Regions from separate parts of the Mus musculus genome. Here all the other regions are linked to region 1. The links are chromatin loops, found by intact Hi-C in ENCODE. Cell type or tissue: left cerebral cortex. All regions are shown on one strand.

Evidence for each region. A loop is a pair of places that touch in the nucleus more often than their neighbours do. Peaks named below come from ENCODE experiments on the same cell type or tissue, not always from the same donor. Only the 100,000 strongest peaks of a DNase experiment are listed, where the experiment ranks them.
Region 2: it touches region 1 in a loop (1.9-fold over the local background); 5 of 42 quality-filtered maps call a loop at or near these places.
Region 3: a loop joins it to region 1, with 2.1 times the contacts of the local background. A loop is called at or near these places in 4 of 42 quality-filtered maps.

The regions. Positions count from the first base shown.
Region 1 is chr14:63,691,833-63,694,332 of GRCm38, reverse strand. The region is part of intron 1 of Xkr6 (X-linked Kx blood group related 6); the gene reads right to left. Among named protein-coding and RNA genes, the nearest start is that of Mir598, 34 kb to the left of the region's middle. In left cerebral cortex, no CTCF peak of the experiment used is centred here; DNase peaks (open chromatin) are centred at 1,247 and 1,526.
Region 2 is chr14:63,740,213-63,742,712 of GRCm38, reverse strand. The region is part of intron 1 of Xkr6 (X-linked Kx blood group related 6); the gene reads right to left. It overlaps Gm36218 (a long non-coding RNA gene), which reads left to right and starts at 1,296. Exons shown (of 3, transcript XR_383494.4): 1 at 1,296-1,363; 2 at 1,670-1,745; 3 at 2,407-2,500. In left cerebral cortex, no CTCF peak of the experiment used is centred here; a DNase peak (open chromatin) is centred at 1,209.
Region 3 is chr14:63,758,619-63,761,118 of GRCm38, reverse strand. All of the region lies in intron 1 of Xkr6 (X-linked Kx blood group related 6), which reads right to left. Among named protein-coding and RNA genes, the nearest start is that of Gm36218, 18 kb to the right of the region's middle. In left cerebral cortex, a CTCF peak has its summit at 1,121 (motif pointing right); a DNase peak (open chromatin) is centred at 1,133.

The DNA.
Region 1 (2,500 bases):
CCAGGTCACAAGTTTCCCTACCAAACCCCATGACTGGACTGCAAAACTCAGCCAGGGTCGTATTTCCTTTTGGGTGCTGGGAGTGATTCTGAGAGGACAATGGAGCTGCTCAATGAGAAAAAGACAGAGTTGAAGATGTCCATCTCAGCACTGTTGTAAAACAAACACTGTTTGGGTGACCCGAGGTTCAGGAAGACACACATACTCTGCAGCGATGAGGGCTCTGGCAAGCTGTCACAGAAGTGATCAGGAGCCAGGGGAGGGGCTCAACACCCAGAAAAGTGAGACAGGAGGATTGCTGAGAGAGTTCATGGCCAACCTGGGAAACAGTGAGTTCTAGGTCAGCTTGGGCTACAGAGATCAATGAATTAATCAACCAAATAAGCAAAGAAACACAGTGATTATGAAAACCACACAACCATGTAAGAAAGTGATCTGAACACAGAAGTTTATGCCCATTGTAGTTACAATAACAAATTTTAAATTATTTATAAAGGAATGCAGAAATTACTAACTAAAGTTCTTAATGGCTGGAAATTACATTTCTTTTTAAAAATCCTATCCTATTGTGTTATTTTTATAATAAATAATATTTGATAAAAGCCAATGGAGCTGGAGATGTAGCTCAATTTGGTACAGTGCCTGCTTAACATGCAGGAAGACCTGGGTTCAATACCCACAGTGTGCATAGCAGTGTACACCTATAATCCCAGAACTCAGGGCACGGAGGTGGGAGACTTAGAAATCCAAGTTCATTCTTGGCTACAAGGTGAGTTTGAGGCCAGCCTGGAATATATAAGAGAAAGAGAAACAGAGAGGGAGAACAGGGGGAAATAAAAAAAAATAGGGGAAGGGGGCGAGGAATGAAAGAAATTACAGAGTGGGGAAGGGAAGAGGGGAAGAGAAAAGAAAAATGAAAGCCAAGTGGAGAAGCCCAGAGAGAACGGCGCGTGTGGGGTTTCTAGTGGCCTCTGCCTTACATGGCCTCGGCACGCCTCTCCAAGCACACAAACACACACTACCTGGCAACCTCCAGAGAGTTTCCAGATCTGACTCCTTTCTTGTCCACCCACAATCTGTGCTCATTGCTACACTTTATTTTCGACCGTCAATATTTTCCAAACCCACGGAGTTGAGATCTGGTCTGAGCACCACGTGTGGACAGCCTCTCGGTAGTGAGAACAGATGCACCATGGGCAATCTCGGCCACTCGCAGCTTTCCTGTGCACAGAAGCCAGTGGCTTATTTTCAGGCAGGATCCCAGAATTCAGCTATATTTTACACTGCCATTTTAAAATAACGCTCTCAAAATACAACTCTCCTGTGTCTACGAATTGCGCTGTTTTCCATAGAGCATACCCTAATTCTGGAAGGGGAGAAAGGCAGGCAAATATTTATTCAGAAAGTGCTTCGTATTTACATAGCACCTAACGCTAATGAAACATCTTCCCCATCCTAATGATGAGATTAAGGTGTATATTTAGAGCTCCACCCACCAGCCTGCCTGTGCCTCATTCAGTCCAAGTCTGAAGTCAGCTCTCAGGCTTCACTAGCTTCCAGCATTAGTGTGTGGGATCTATTTTACTCCCTGCTAGGAAGAGGTGCTTGCTAGCAACATTCTTGCTTTTTCTGAGGCTCGAAGAAGCTTCTCCTCTCTGTGGGTGCTGGGCGCACTGCCAGCCTGAAGGAAAAGGAGAAGTTCTGCACATTCGGAGGGGGGGGACGGGGGCTGGGGGTGGTCCTTGAGTCCTTCACACATCTGTAGCAGCTCCTAAGACTGGATTTGGTCTAGAGAGGGGGAGTTTCAGTATAATGGAACCTCTCTGTGGGGTACAGTCAACCTTCCCGGTCTCAAAGGATGCACTGCTCTGCCCCAGTAGGAGCCTGCTCTGTTTCTCACTTCCAGCTCCTCATTCCGCCTGGATGGCCATTTCCTGGCCTTCTCTGGCCCATTAATAACTTCACCATCCTCTTTTCTGTCCCCTTCCAACTCTCCTTCCTTTTGTCCCAGGCCAGTCTTCACAAAACTCAATTGGTGCCAGCACTTGCTTCATCCCCTAAGCTCCATTGAGAGCTACTAAGGACAGGGACCATGACTCTTGTCTCTGGTGACAGGCCACATTCAATCTCTCTTCAGCAGGTGCGCTTGCTGAAAGGCACACAGAACCCTCTACAGGGAGGGCTGTGCAGTCACTTGTAAGGAGCAAAGGTGAGAGATAGGCAGGGGTCTCAGAGGGGACACTAATTAGCCCTCATGCCAACCTGATAACTCTAGGAGAGCTAGTTTTCCGTATTTCACAGACAGGATTACAAAACACCTTCAGAGGTAAATAATGTTGGTAAAGGACAGGAGAGAGGTGAGTGAGTGGTGGTAGGTAATGGGGTTGCTGCAGTGGGTAACCACTGCCCTGAGACTCAAGGAAAAATAAAATGCTTGTCAGAGGTTGGAGGTACTAGTAATGCCTCCCTTCTGTCCGACCTTGATTGGCCATGTCACAGG
Region 2 (2,500 bases), 48 kb before region 1:
TGTGGGACTTGGCTGGTAGCATCATCAGACCCATTCACTCCTTTCTTCATCCACTCCCTCCCTCAAGGAGTGTTTGCAGAGCTCCATGAAGATGAACCCTGCTAGGTTTTCACCTAGAGACCAGGTGGCCACAGAGCCACTCACTAGAGAATACCCACTCAGCATCAAATTAGATCCACGTGGCAGCCAGCCTAGGAGAGATAATGAATGGTTGATTTCAGCCATGTGTTGTGGCACAGGCCTATAATCCAAGCACTCAGGAGACTGAGGCAGGATTGCCATGAGTTTAAAGACAACTTAGGCTTTGACCCTGTCTCAAGAAAAAAAGAAAAAAAAAGACAGAAGAGGAAAGATTATAAGATTATTAGACACGTAATGTAAGAACATCTGCCCCTGAAGCTTAAGCATAAGACTGGGGAAAGGGAAATCAGGCAGAGGCCCCAATGTAGGTCCTGATCTCTCCAGAGAAAGGCAGCTGGGCTGGATCACAGGGACCCTGAGGTGGCAGTTGGGTTAGAGACACAAAGAATGCCCTGAGAAAACAAGAGGGTCAGTGTGATGGAAATTCTGAACTGTCAGCTTCACAGAATCTGGAGTCACAGTAAGGTGCCTCCAGGCACACCTGTAAAATTATATAGGTTACGTTAGCCTCTGGGCGTGCCTGTGAGAGATGACTGAGAGTAGGTTAATTGATGTGGGAAGATACACTTTACCTGAGGAGAATACATTCCCTGGACTGTGCAAATTAAAGCAAGCTAAACACTAGCATTCACTCTCTCTGCTTCTTGACTGAGGATGGTCTGTGGATGGATGACTGCTTCAAGCTCCTGCTGACTTGATCCCCTGTCACAGTGCCCTGTGCCTTTGAACTGTGATCTCAAATCAACCTCTCTCCCTTGAGTTGCACATCTCAGGGTATTCTGTCAAAGGAACAGGAAAAACAATCTAAGATGGTCAGCCAAGGCTTGGTTGAGAGTGGCTTTGACAGCCAGCCTAAAGTTCCACTCCTGTCTCTTCTGCTACACTTGTTCCCAGGCACCTAAGATGACACAGGGTGGACCTTCAGTCCTCTGGGTCAGATTTCAACCCTACGGACTTATGAGACTTCCACAGGAACAGCTGAGGAAGTCAAAGGTTCGCACTTCTCCCTCTGTCTGCCCTGAATCCCCTCACCCACCCAGGGACAGCCTCCTCCTCATCATGACTCAGCCCGGCTCCACTCCCAGCTCCCTTCCTGCCTCTAGCTGGTTACCATGGTGACCTGGAGGAACCAGGTTCATACCTACCTTGCCTGTTAAGACCTGGCTTTTGGAATCACTCCAGGATTGAATACTGTTCTTAGCCTGCAGCAGATATTTAGCAGGTACCGTCTGGTGGGGAGGGGGAGCTTCCTCTTCTGTGAAAGTTTAGGAAGGGGGCAGTAGTGGAGAAGGGAGGCCCAAGGGCAGATACCTCCATCACCAAGATGCTAGGCCAGTATTTCTTTCTACATTTTAGGACTCCATATTGGAGGTATGCTAGACAGCTTTCTATTACTATGACAAGTACCGGAGATAGCCAACTGTTCGCTTGTTATCTGTTTGGTTTGTATGAGATGTAGCTTGGAACTTGCTATGTAGACCAAACTGTCCTTGAACTTGTGGTGATACCCCAACTGTTGAAATTACAGACATGTTCCACCATGCCTTGCTAAAGAAGAAACCTTTGGCTCTCTGTTCCAGAGGTTCCAGACCAGAACATCTGTGGTGAGGCCATATATAATACGGCAATGTATGATAAACTAACCTGGCTATATAATCATGGCTGCTGTTATTTTTGAGTCTAACGCATCTCTTACAGGCTCATGATTTGAGAACCTGATCCCCAGGTTGCGGGGTTATTTTAATGGCTGTGGCTGGTAACTTTTAGGAGGTGGGACTTTGAAGAGCCCTGGCTCCAGCTATTGCCTCTGCTTCCTGTTTGCTGCACACGAACTGACGAGCCTCTGCCACGAACTCTGCCTTCCCCACCCTCTGAAACTATGAGCCCTTCAGTCTTCCCTTAAGTTGTTCCTGTCAGGCAATGTTATTCCGGCAATGAGAGAAGCAAGTGTCACAGGAAGCAAGGGGGAGGGGAGAAGACCATCCCGGTGGTCCATCTCTTTGTCCCCACCACCTCCCATGAGCACCGTGCCAGGGACATCTTCAACACACGGGCTTTGGGGAGGTACTCCAGAACCAAACTGCAGCAGAGGGGCCAGGCGGAGGGGCCAGCAGCTGACAGCTGTCAGGGGTCTAGAGGGAAACTACGGGTGACATCACAAGTTCCCACTGCTCCAAGCCATGGCATGTGTCCCAGTTGAGAATATGTTTAGGAGGGATACGGGCTTGTTTGTTGAAAGCTGTTGTTCTCATCAAATTTACACAGACCACCACCAAAATGCCGGTCAGCTCTTCACCACTTCAACGGATGCCTACAATGACCAGCTTAAGGGAAAAGGGAAAAGTTTGATTTTGACTTG
Region 3 (2,500 bases), 67 kb before region 1:
GAATTCAGGTCCTCACACTTTAATGACTGAGCTATCTCTTCAGTCATGTGCTGGGACTGCACTAGTTTTTGCTTGTTTGGTTGGTTAGTTACTTAGTTAGTTTCTTTGTTGTTACTGTTATTGCTGTTGTTGAGATAGGGTATCACTATGTAGTCCTGGCTAGTATAAAACTCACACCCAACCTCGAGTCCAGGAACCCCTAAGATGATATTGTTAACATAGTCCTCTGCCTTGTGCTTTGAGCCTCCTGGAATGCTGTGCCTATTCAGTCAGGAATACATCATAAACAGTGGCGTGAATGAAAATCTTCTTCAAGCCCAGACCCTGGCTTGCTTTGGTCATCTCAAGCAAAATTTTACCCTCAGCCTCGCACAAACAGTCTCTCACATCTTCAACCTCTTCTTATCTTGATACAACACTTTCTCGATTATCCCTCCCTTTCTTGATTATAATCCTCCCTTCTCTCCTATAGATGGCATCTGGGTCTGTGTGGCTTGCAGCTGCCTTCTTCCCCTGACCAGCATTGAACACAAAGCAAGTATTCAATGAATCTTTGTTAAACAAACAAGTAAGTGGACAAACTCAGCAGCTATTCCTAGGATGCTCCATCACTGTGTCTGGTGAACTCTAGTTTCTTCTATAACCGTTTTCTTGTGGTTCTTTGGAAATTCTCAGCAGACGTTATAGTCCCCAGATGCTGACATCACTGAGAGAGCTGGGACATCAGTGTAACTGAGGATGGATACCCATGGATACAGTCAGAAATGAGAGCTATGGGGAGCAAGACTACAGATGCCCCATGGTGTCCTGTTCACAGAAGGGGACAAGCCCAGCCCTGCTCTCCCTGACCCAGCAGCTCAGAGCCAAAGGAGATACATTGTACAACAATTACAGAAATGGCACAAACTTGGACACCAAAGAATGGGAGTTGCTGATCCCAATCTTCCCTACAGAGCATACCTTCAGAAAGGGAGAACCCATTGACTGGGATTTGTTCTGTGCTCCCTGCAGTTGAAGGTGTAAATTTGCCCTTCTATGCAGTGGTGCAAGGCATGTGTCCTGATAACCAAAAGGCACAGCATTCCAGGAGGCTCACAGCACGAGGCAGAAGACTCAGTCCTGCCACTAGAGGGAGCTACCTGGTGTAGATTTACCTAACCCTCATCTGTGCTGGTGGCTGGGTATCAGATGTACCGTGGGGAGAGTGACATCCTTAGCCAGGCACACTGGAGGTGACTCTGGAAACTGAGGCACGATGCTCAGGTGATCTCAGCTACCCAGAATACTCAGTATTGCAATGGGAATGAATTACACTCATTTGCTTGGGCTGAGGAAAGCAAGCAGTAAGATGCTGCCCAATGCTGACAAATTGTGCACGGGTTAACACTTCTCTAATAACTCACCGATTGCCTCTGGGAAAATAAGGCACCTAGAGAACCATCGTGCAATCGTTTCCAAGAATATACAACCGTTGATTGCATCAGACTAGCCCCAAATCCTGAGCCATGCCAGACATGAGACCACAAGACCCAGCTAGAAAATTCAAATTAATCTCAGAGATTTAAAGAAGTAATGTGGAGTGAGAGGAAAAAAAAATGTCCACTCTCAATATAGCAGGGTGATCCTAAGGAAGGGTTCAAATCCCCATTCTACTACCCAAAGTGGATATGCTATGAAGTTTTAAACCCCATGCATTTCGGGCTCATATCAATATCTATCTTACAGAACTAGAGTTATGAAAATTAAACCAAATAATATATGTGAAATAATTACTACAATGCCTAGGCATGCTGTACGCTCCAGGAAAAAAAAAAGTGTCATTAATAAAGTCATGACAGTGCAAAGGCAAAGAATGTATGCAAACATACTGCCTTGGTCACACCAATCACACTGGCTATGTTTCCTGCAGCTTTAGTAAAAGACTCTGACAAAAACAACTTAAAAGGGTAAAGGGTTTATTTCGATCATGGTTTGATGGTACAGTCCACACTGGCAGGGCAGTCGAGGTAGTAGGAACCTAAAGCAAGCTGGTCACATCACATCTATTCCGAGGAAGCAGAGAGCTATGGATTCACACTGATGCTGTTCTTCTCCATTCATACAGTCCAGGACCCCAGCTCCAAAACTGTGTTGATCTTCCCATTATATATATATAATATATATATATATTATATATATATAATATATATATTATAAAATAGTCTGATATATAATATATAATATAATATAATATAATATAATATATATCAGACTATAATAAATATATATTATATATAATATTATATATATATATATATATATATAATAAAATAGTCTGATCAAGAAAAATTCTCATCAGGCATGCCCAGAAGCCAATCTCCCAGGGGATTCTAGACCATGCCAACTCTTTCCAAAAAACCTATCCCTTATGAGTGGGAAGTACTTTTATCGATGCCACATGAAGAAATGGTTGAGGCAGCCTGCTTCCCTGTCTGATCTGAAACCTTGCTCTGGCAGAATT